Linked DNA regions of Mus musculus: region 2 is linked to region 1. The links are chromatin contacts, found by POLR2A ChIA-PET in ENCODE. All regions are on one chromosome and are shown on one strand. The core of a region is the stretch at or near the end of the contact, and the rest is flanking DNA. Distances in the headings are between cores, read along the strand shown. Region 1 holds the start of Fiz1 (Flt3 interacting zinc finger protein 1). Region 2 holds the start of Epn1 (epsin 1).

Evidence for each region. ChIA-PET counts read pairs that join two places held with the same protein, here RNA polymerase II (POLR2A).
Region 2: POLR2A ChIA-PET joins it to region 1 with 11 read pairs in Patski. The contact joins the promoter of Epn1 here to the promoter of Fiz1 in region 1. POLR2A ChIA-PET finds 5 or more read pairs at or near these places in 3 of 5 experiments (Patski and embryonic stem cell).

Annotation. Positions count from the first base shown.
Region 1 is chr7:5,011,671-5,016,928 of GRCm38, forward strand. Fiz1 (Flt3 interacting zinc finger protein 1) reads right to left here and starts at 3,058. Exons shown (of 3, transcript NM_001110329.1): 1 at 2,955-3,058; 2 at 1,008-1,352. The coding sequence starts at 1,319. Zfp524 (zinc finger protein 524) reads left to right here and starts at 3,838. Exons shown (of 2, transcript NM_025324.2): 1 at 3,838-3,890.
Region 2 is chr7:5,077,907-5,083,164 of GRCm38, forward strand. Epn1 (epsin 1) reads left to right here and starts at 2,329. Exons shown (of 12, transcript NM_010147.4): 1 at 2,329-2,571; 2 at 4,112-4,215. U2af2 (U2 small nuclear ribonucleoprotein auxiliary factor (U2AF) 2) reads left to right here. Exons shown (of 12, transcript NM_133671.3): 12 at 1,276-2,039. The coding sequence ends at 1,410.

The DNA of each region.
Region 1 (5,258 bases), core at 1,808-4,307:
TGTTTCACATACTGCTGTAACCCCTCACTTGTGCTCTCTGGGAGAACCCAATTAAGCCCTCTGACCCGCCAAACAGACCTTCTGTGCAACTGTATTCAGGTCTGCTGCTGGTGCCCTGCCTGGGGTGAATGTGACTGGTTTCTCCCAGGAACAGTTACTGCGACACCTGTGAGCACATCAGGGGCCTTCCCACCTCCCGGCTTTTGCACTTGCTGGTCCTTTGACCTACAATGCTTTTCCCAAGAGGACGTCTTACACTTCAAGTCTCAATCCGACACATTGTGCCCTCTGGTCTATAACAAGCTAATGTTCTCCTATACATTAATTTCTATTTTGTTGTCTGAGACAGGGTCATATGGTCCAAGCTGGCCTCAAACTCTGTAGCAGAGCCTGACCTTGAACTCCTGACTCTCCTGCCTCTGCCTCCAGTGCTAGAATTAGGAGATCGTATCACCATGCTCTCATTTTTTCTTTTTTTTTAAATTTGCTTCCCAACATCTCCCTTAGAGAACTCTTTTCTCAGAAACCGCTTACTTGCTTTCTCTTTTCTTTCTCTCTCTCTCTTTTTCTTTCTTTCTTTCTTTTCTTTCTTTTTTTTTTTTTTCTGAGACAGGGTTTCTCTGCATAGCCCTGGCTGTCTTGGAACTCACTCTGTAAACCAGGCTGGCCTTGAACTCAGAAATCCGCCTGCCTCTGCCTGGGATTAAAGGCGTGTGCCACCACTGCCTGGCAGAAACTGCTTTCTTTAACCTCTACCTGGTGCCTGATCATTTGTAGGCCTCGTTGAGTTCCCTTGAAGGCCTGTGTTCCATGTAGGGGAAATTGATCATTGTAGAATAAAGGAGGTGGGTGTACATGGACCTATTGGGTGTACACTAACATATTTTCAAGATGGTGTAAACACACGGCTGCGGGGCAAATTTACTAGCCAGGGCCATCACTAGCTGCCTTTCCCTGAGTGGAATGGAGTCCCAGTGTCTGAGCCACATGTGGCTCCCCGGACTCACCTGGTGGTGCAGCAGGCCAGTGGAGTCTCGGAATCCCTTAGGGCAGGCAGAGCATCGGTAGGGTCGTTCACCAGTGTGTGAGCGCAGGTGGTTAGCCAAGTTGAAGCTATGCTTGAAGCCCTTACCGCATCGAGGACATGCGTGGGGCTTGAGAGCCGTGTGTCGAGCAAAGTGGCGCCTCAGGTCTGATCGGTAACGGAAACTCTTGCCACATTCGCTACAGTGAAAGGGGACCCGAGGCGCAGTGGCAGATGGTGCTGGTCCTGGAGCAGCGATGGGGGCAGGAACCACAGGCAGCGAGGAGTCTTCCATGACGGAAGGTCCGGAGGTGGCTTGGGGCTTTCTCTGGAGTACAAAAGAGACACCAGTAAGAGTCACCTCTCCATTGGCCATCCCTTCCCTCGGCTCTCTTGGCTCAGAAGCAGTTGGCCCAGGTAGACTCTCAAAGTGCTAAGCCACCCCCACCACCGAGCTGCAACCACTACCCTTTAAAATTTTCCCACTCTTTACAAAGCCTCCTCGTTCTCTAACCTTCCTAGCCACGTCCACGTTGTTTTCTTCAAAAGGTGTTCTCAAGCTCTCCCTCAATCCTCTCCAAGCCTGCGCACTACAGACTAAGGCCCTCCTACTGTTGCTTGGGCGTGGGCTGCCTCTTTCAAGCCCCTCCCTCTCTTCCCTAAGCTCTTGATTCTCTTTTAAACAAGTGCCTTCACCTCGTGCTTCTAGGGAGCTCACACTAGTTCTGTAGTTTCAGAAACAAAACCTTTTTACCAATGAAATGGGAATGCCAGTGTTTCCTTCATACAGTGATGGTGTGAGCTAAGTAAAACTGTAGCAAGCTGTACAACGCACTTAGGAAAGCCGAGGCACAGGAAAGACGTAACTGAGCAGTTTGACCAAGTTCCTCTTAGTTTCTTTATTCTCATATGCTTCTTAGTTAACTTGACTTTTCTAAGTTAAATCTTCACTGAGACTTGCTTCCAAATCCCACCTAACTTCTCCTTCAAATAAGTCACATTTTTCTATAATCACCTCTACTTCGCTATTATATTCTTAGCTTGCCGCCAAGCCCCCCCCCCAAGCATTTTTACCTTCGTGATAAAAACCTGATAGTTCCACTAAAACTTTCCAAATTGCACACCTAGATCGCTGCCCCCCCCCCCGCCCCCCGTCTTGTCTTGTTGTTTTTTCTTTCTTTCTTTCTTTTTTTTTTTTTTCGAGACAGGGTTTCTCTGTATAGCCCTGGCAGTCCTGGAACTCACTTTGTAGACCAGGCTGGCCTCGAACTCAGAAATTCGCTTGCCTCTGCCTCCCAAGTGCTGGGATTAAAGGCGTGCGCAACCACCGCCCCGCTAATGCCCCCACCCCCACCCCCTTGTCAAGGTAAGCTTTTCTTTAAGTCACACCTCAGGCAAACTTCACACAACATACTCTGGGCCTCTGTTGTCTTACTGGACCCCAGTTTTCCCCTCATCTTACGAAGTTTCTTCAATTTTTCAACCAAGGCCCTTTCCCCCATTTCATGAGATTCACGCCTCTTTGCTAGGCCCCACTTTATATAAACCTCTCCATTTTCTAACCAGTCTCCACACTTTCTTGAAACCCCTCCCCTCCAACTATAAGCCACGCCTCAACAAGCTACTCCTCCAGTTCTGCCCCGCCCCGACCACCTTAAGCTCCGCCCCTCCTGCGCCCTACGGTGTCTGGTGCAGCCGGCCCCCACCCCCACCCCTGCTCGATCTTGCGAACAAGGCCCGGAAAACTGGCCCTTTGTACCCCTCTCCCTGCCCCTACAAGGTGCAGTCTCGGGCGCCCGAGTCGGGGGCAGGTCAAGCGGCCCAGGAACTAGGCAAGACCACCTTGCTTTTGCGTTGCGGAGGTCCTGGAGACCAGGCAGGCCTCCGGGGGGCCGGGAAAGTCTGTCCGCTTTCCTGTTTAATTACTTACACCTCCCTCTGGGCGCCGACATTTTGGGTAGCGGGGTCAGCGTCACTTCCACCTGAGGGGCCTCTCGACTTCCGCCTCAGCTCTCTTCTACGCCCCCCCAACCCCCCTTTACCCCTCCTTCTTGGCTTCTCTATCCCGCCCCCGCCCCGCCCTTCTGTGTTTTCCTTTCCTATTTCCAGCCGCGGAGGTTAAAGAAGCTAGGCTAGCGCCATCTTTGTTGAGGGCAGGGCAGGGGCGGGGCCTAAGTTACCCGCGGCGCCATATAGACTAAGGGCAATACTCTCAGCGTGCAGCATTTCGTAGCCCACGGTGCGGTTACAAAGAGTTAACATAGATGTGTTTAGATAAGATTGCTTTTTTTTTCTAGTCTTTGACTTCTGCTGGGAAGGATGCGGGAAGAGGGAGAAAAATCCAAGTGGTCAAACTTGTTCAGAGTTAGGAAACACCAAGCACCATTTTACTACTTTAACTCCATGGCTCTTTGAAGCTGATGGGCGCCATATTAATTAGGGGCACTTAGCAGCCATTTCCCGCTTCTCATCTATCCGGTACCTGTATTTGATTGGGTCACCGGGTTGGGAAGGCTTCGTGGGAGGAAAGGCATTTTTGCAGGTGGTTGGGGATTTTTGTGCGTTGTCACTGGGCACACGAAGGCGCCTGATACGCAGGCGCATTTGTTGCTAGCGTGTCGGGGCCTTGGGACCCAGGGCATCCTCTTTGTTCCCCGCGGGCGCTGGCAGCAGGGAAGGGAGGGAGGGGCCCCCGGCTTCCGTGCCGAGGGGCGGGGTCCAGCTCACGCTCTGCTACCTCCCACACCCCCGCCCCGCCGCCGCCTAGGGGCTGGGCCCCCTCTCTCCCGCCCCTTCCCACGCTTCGGCCCGTCGCCCCCGGCGCGCGCGCGCGTACACACGCGAGCCCAGGCAGCATGCAAATGAGGTACCCAGAGGCGGGGGGCCCGGGTGGGGGGGATGGGGGAAAGAGGGTGGTCCCGGCGCGCGCGCATAAGCGCGCACCCGGCACCTGTTCCCAGCTTCTTTGCTCTCTCCTGCGCACGTCGACCTCGCGCCCCGCCGAGCGGTCTGGGCTCGCGCGCGCAGACCCCCTTCTGGCAGCCCCTGCCACCAATGTCCCCGCGCCGCTCATTGGCCACCGTACCCTGAGGGCCCGCCCCGCTTGCGGGCTGGGCCACTCGCGCCTGACAGGCACGCGTCGTACCGGACTTGTGGGTGGGAGAGGGTCGAAGAGCCACTCTGTCACTTCATAGGTATGTTTCAGAAACTCAGCTTCTTGTCCAGGCTTCCTCATCGTGCGAACCATATGATCCTGGACAAGTTGCTTCTGTGTGGACCTCATGCTATGTGCATATTAAAAGGGGGTGCAAGTTTTGGGGGTGTAGCTCAGGCCCAGTATGTGTGAGGCCCTGATTAGGATAGCCAACACCACACACAAAACTTTAAACCAACCAAACAATAAAATAATAAAAAGAGGGGTGCAGGGTCCCCCGACAGAATCTGCTGCTAGCTGCACCTTTGACCTTTGACCCCAAGTACACTCAATTCCTACTATCCTGGGATCTTGTGGGCACTGGGGAAAGTCCTGGAGCTTTCTATTTTCTAGACTGTGCACTAAGGACATTTTTGAAGCTTCCTCATTCCTGTCGATTCTCCCAACAACCTTGGTATATTGACTTTATAGAGAAGGAAACAGACTCAGGCAAAGCCACTTGTAGAATCACATGGTGATTGTTGGCCAAACTGGATCCAAATGAAACCCTTTGAAAATGTTCCCTCAGAGGATTGCTGTGAGGCTCAACGACCAGTGCTGTAGTGCTGGCTCTTATGTTCACAGCATGTCTGGGTTAGTAGGTAAAACCAATCAAACAAACCAATAAACAAAAATCCCCGATTTCCATCTTACAAAAGACACAAATAAGCTCAGAGAAGTAAGGATCTTGGCTAAGGTCACACAAAGGAAGGGACAGACTCAGCATTTGATTTCTGGGTATATGACTTCAAAGCCCAGACTCTTAGCAACTTTCATATATATCTTTCACAAATCAATAGCTTTTGGCTAGGACTTGTCTCTCTTCATGCCCCCCCATCTCTGTGGGGAGCAGGAGCCTTTTGAGACCTTTGTGACCCAGAATTTGATGGGCTGTTTCAAGGCCTACATTCTTAGCTGGATTTTTTCAAAAATTTATTTATTTTTGGCTTGTTTTGACTTTAAAGGCTTTTTGTAGTTATGTTGATGTAATGAAAAACTATGACCATAGCAACGTATAAAGAAAGCGTTTTAATTGGAGGC
Region 2 (5,258 bases), core at 1,079-3,578, 66 kb after region 1:
TATCAATATTGGGGGGGGGGGTTGTTTCTGCTTTGAGATGGGGTTTTACTGCATAGTCCCTACTGATCTTGGGCTAGTGATCTTGCCTCAGCCTCCCTGCTGGGATTGCAGATGTGTATCCTCACACCTGGATTATGCAGTGAGTACTTAAAGCTTAAAGAGTACTTAAAGCTTAAAGAGTAGGTGCTAGCTACACTTCTGTGTTAACAGACAGTGCTTATTATCTCTGTCCCCAGAACCAGCGGGCTAAACCCATAACCTTGGTTTTTTTAAAGAATGCTATTATAGTAAAACAGTCTTCATTTAATTCCTTGGTGTCTAGTCTACCTAAGTTCTGTTTAAATGTTACTATCTCTAAAATGTCTTGTTTCAGTAAGGTCCAAATCCTGATTTTGGTTGCAGTTTCTTTTTAACAGATTTTTTAAAAAGATTTATTTAATGTATGTGAGTACACTGTCGCTGCCAGACCCACCTGAAAACGTCATCGGATCCCATTAGAGATGGTTGTGAGCCACTGTGTGGTTGCTGTGAATTGAACTCAGAACCGCTGGAAGAGCAGTCAGTGCTCTTAACTGTTGAGCCCTCTCTCTCCAGCCCCTTTTAACTCACTTGTTTTTGTTTTTGTGCAAGCATAGGACAGTGTTTTGGGAAGGAGTCGGGTTGAATGCAGGATGCCGGAATTGTAGGGCCATTTTGCTGGCCCCATAAAGTTTCTATCACTTTTATCTCATATTCTCTCCACTCTCTTCTGAAGTCAACTGGTTTGTTAAAGTAGTGCGGTAGTCATGCAGTTCCCATGTTAGGGGACCTTCATTGTAATCATTTCCTTTAAGGTGATTGAGTGGTTCAAGCAGGCTTGTCAACATGGATAGATGAACCTGTTTTAATTCAGGTTGGGCTTGAGTCCTAATTTCTGAGCTTTCCTTACCTTGTCTGTGGGGAGAACATGACAGTTGTGGCTTGGGGAACACTGTAGGGTGCATGATGCAGAAGTGACCCCTTCTCTCCTCTGGGGTCTTGCCTCTGGCCACTGCCCCGTGTACTTAAGTGACTCAGGCCTGCCTGGTTTTCTTCATTTCTGTGATGTCTCGCTTCTGTGCCTTGTTCTTGGGTACTGGAGAACGTTTGGGTAAACACCCTCATACTGAACTGAAGTCCTCTGTGCAGTGTGGTGAGGTGTTCTCTCATTTCCTGTGCTGATTCTGTACTTTAAATGAATGCTGAGTAGATGCTAGGAGCCAACCTTGTTCACAGATATGCCTCTTGTTCCTACAGATCTTCGTGGAGTTCACCTCTGTGTTTGACTGCCAGAAAGCCATGCAGGGTCTAACCGGTCGCAAGTTCGCCAACAGAGTGGTGGTCACAAAATACTGTGACCCTGATTCTTACCACCGTCGGGACTTCTGGTAGAGGTGGCTGGGGGAGGGTGGGGGCAGGGCTGGCTGGGGACTTTCCCCCCACCTGTCCCCTCCTCCTTTCCCCCCTCTTGAAGAAGATGGGCAGAGGAGTGACAGCCGAATGACAGCCGGCAGCAACTGGAATGGCAGCAATTAAGGGGGGTGGGGGGTGGGGGGCTAGGGCAGGAAGGGGACTGGGCAAGTGCACACAGGCCCACACAGACACATGCACCCACACAGACACAGAGGGAACGGGCTGGGATGGGGACTGTGTGCACAGCAGGGCGGGTAGGACCTCCACAGCCCCTTCCCAAACAGCCTCTTATCCCTTACACCCCTTTCCTCCTCTCTTCCCCCATGGTAGGAACATAGCGTGTTTATATTTTATGGCCAAACTATTTTGAATTTTGTTGTCTGGCCCTCAGTGCCCTGCCCTCTCCCTTTGCAGGACCACAGCTCCCGTCCTTTGGCTTCTGGTCCTTCCTGTTCTCCACCCTGGTTTCTTAAGTAGTTGGTTCTTCTCCTTAGTCTTCCTGACTCAACCCGTGGTCTCTGTCCCGCTCCCCCTCTCTGTGGCAGTTTCATATTTGCTAATACGAATTTGCTCATTAAACATTTTGTTGTATTTTACTTTATGGATCCTCATCTGTGTCCAGTGTGTCCGCCCGTCTCTTTCGGCCGAGGGTGTGGAGGGTGGCACCCAGGGAAGGAGGCAGGCCTGAGGGTCCCGCGAGGGTAGCCACAGTGGAGGCTTCAAGGCTTGGACCTTTACGCGTCTCCACTGCTGCGTAGATGCGGAAGTGACGCAAGGGCATAAGGACGCGCAGTCCCGTGCGCCGGAAATGGTGCCGGGGTGGGTTTGGTCGCGGAAGTGGAGGCTGCCGGGCGAAGTGCAGAGGGCGGGGCACGTGAGTTCATTTCCGCTTCCGGTCCGCTGCCACCTTCGGTTGCTTCCCGTCCGCTCGGCGGCTCCCCTCCCCCGCCCGGCTCTCTGCGCCCCTCCCGGGCGCCGGGGCGGCGGGGCCGTCGCTGTGCGGCCCTCCGTGCGTCTGTGCGTGCGCACGTGCGCACTTCTGCTTCCCGCAGCTCGGCGCGCGCCCCGCGACACCGAGGCCGAGCGGGGGCAGGGGGCTGACCGTCATGACCCCTGGAAGCCCGGTATAAGCGGGCCGAGGTGAGCGAGGGGCGCAATGCTGGCCTCCGTCGCGGCAAGTCCGGTGTTCCGGCCTGGGCCGTGGCGCGCGCGGGTCCAGCCAGCCTCGGAGCCGGTGTTCCAGCCGCTGATGGCTTGTGGCTGCTTTTGTACCGCTGTGCCCGGGTCGGGTTTGCCTGCCGGTGTGTGTCTTTTTTTGGGATTGTCAGTGTCCCCGTCTCGCGTGGCCCTGCTGTCTGTGTTGCTCTGCTTCTGTGTTTCTGTGTTTGTACAAAAGGGCTTGGAGATCCGAGTGCTGTTTGTGTCTTGGATTGCTCCGTGTTCCTGTCAGGATGCATGCAATGCTTGTATTTTCTGGGTTTCTGTGTCTTCATTTCCCCAGACTGGTCTCCCTCTTGGTGCATTATTTCTCTCCGGGTCATTGCTGTCGTCCCCAGGCCCAAAATTCCTTTCTAGGAACCCACTGCTTTTGCTTAGGATGTGCTTCCCAGGTTTCTGAGTCTCTGGTGTTCTGACAAGAGCTCTGGCTGTGGATTCCAAAGCCCCCGCTGCTTGCCTTGGTCTTCAGTTTTCCTAGTCTTCTAAACGGAAGCATTCATAATTCCTGCACCACAGGGTCTCTGCGCATTGGAGTGGTCCTGGTAAAGTGCCTTACAGTGTCTGGCCTGGAGTTAAGCATGTGATTATTAGTAGCTCTAGTTACTAGAGATTTTGTCTCGCTTAGTATTTGATACCAGGTTTTTGAGTCCCCCTTGGGGACTCACTATATTGTTTGTACTGTTTAATAAGAAATTCTAAATTAACTGTGGAAAATGGCCCCATTTTCAGCAGCATTTGTGAGATTTAGTATGTTTTTTTTGAACATGCTTGAAGTAGGTAGTTGGTGTTAGGATAGTGCGTCTTTAGATGCCACCCTTTTGGAAATGTTTTTTCTGATAATAATAGCAGCCAGGAGTACCGAGCGCCTACTATCTGTGGGGCACAGAACCAAGTTCTTTATGTACCCGTCTTATTTAATCAGCAAGCTTGCCGGGCAGCACCCCTCCCTTTGTTACACAGTTAGGTGAACTGAGTCACAGGGTTGTTTTGCTGGTTGCTTATGTGGCCGGGATTTGAGTGCAAATTTTGTGTTCTTTTAAGTTATATCTCTTCCCACCCCCCCCCAGCCCTGGGTGTCATGTGTGTGTTTTGTTTCAGGGTCCCTGTCTTTCTGTCCTCCCTGTCCTCCTGCCTCGCTGTATTGCTTTCTTTTTGCCCGAGTTTTGGTGTGTCTCTTCTCTTCTCTTCTCTTCTCTTCTCTTCTCTTCTCTTCTCTTCTCTTCTCTCTCTCCCCCCCTCCCTCTTTCTCTCCCTTTCTCCCTCCCTTTCTCTCCCCTCCCCCAGTCTCCTTATGTTTGTCATATGTTTGTCTTCTGGTGTCTGTCCAGGCCTGACTTGGGACCCAGCTGCTTTTTTTTTTTTTTTTTCTTTGCCTAGTTATGCCTGTTTGCAGGTGCTCCATTTTCTGGCCTGAATTCAAGGTAAAGAGCAGCCTTTCCTATTCTCCTATGTCTTCCTTCAGGTTGGATCATGGTAGGGCTCAGTAAATCTCCCTCCATGGCTTGTTGGAGAGGCACAGACTGGTGATCGGAGTCTACTCTGGACCCAGGCTGCTCCAGTTGTGAGGTGTGTGTCCCTGGGCAAGGTGCTAATGTGCCCTTGTTCCCTCCTGTGTAAAGTGGCTGTGAGTCATGGATTTGTAAGGATTGAGTTGATAGCGCAAAGGACTTAATGGGTGCCTAGAAGGATGTAAAGGTTGTGGAAGTGCTTGTTAATATTCCCCTCATTTGCTTGATTTCTGCCCTTGATGCTTTCTGACAGCTGGTCACAGCACAGGTTAGTTTATTTAGGTTAATTTAAAAGCATGAGTTTAATGGCACACACCTTTAACTCCGTACTTGGGAGGGGAGGGACACATGGATTTAGCTCTTCAAGTTCCAGGACAGTCAAGGCCATGTAGAGAGATGTTGTGTCACCCCCTCCCCCCAACCCACAAAAAAATGAGTTTATACAGGTAATATGGGTTTGATTGTTGAGTCTGCTTTTGCATTTATGATATGACCTTGACCAAGTTATTAAACTTCCATGAGGCCATTGTCTACATTCATTGTTAGATGATATGTGCCTCGTGGCACAGTTGGTATCCATTAGTGGGGACTCCTACATTTCTTATCTCTCTGCTCCCTTGAGCTTCCCTCCCTACCCTCTGGACACCTAGTCCCCTGGGCACCCCCACTCCCCAGTCTCCCACTGCCTCAGGCTATCTCCTCTGTCTCCCTACCATTTTTTTAAATCCCATCATTGGCCTCTTTTGCCATGACTCCTGTCCCAGGGTTGTTTGCTTCTCTCTTTCTTTCTTTCTTTCTTTCTTCCTTCCTTCCTTCCTTCCTTCCTTCCTTCCTTCCTTCCTTCCTTCCTTCCTTTCTTTCTTTCTTTCTTTCTTTCTTTCTTTCTTTCTTTCTTTCTTTCTTTCTTTCTTTCTTTCTTTCTCAATTTCCTTCCTGCACTGTTGATTGAATGGTTTTTCCCAGCCAGCTTCTTTGTAGAGAAAACCAAACAAATATCCTTTCTATCACTGTGGGTCTTAGGTCAACCATAGTTTCCGAATCAGACAAACAGCTTTAAAAATCACAAGAATCCACTCACAGCAACCCCTCTGGGAACAGTGA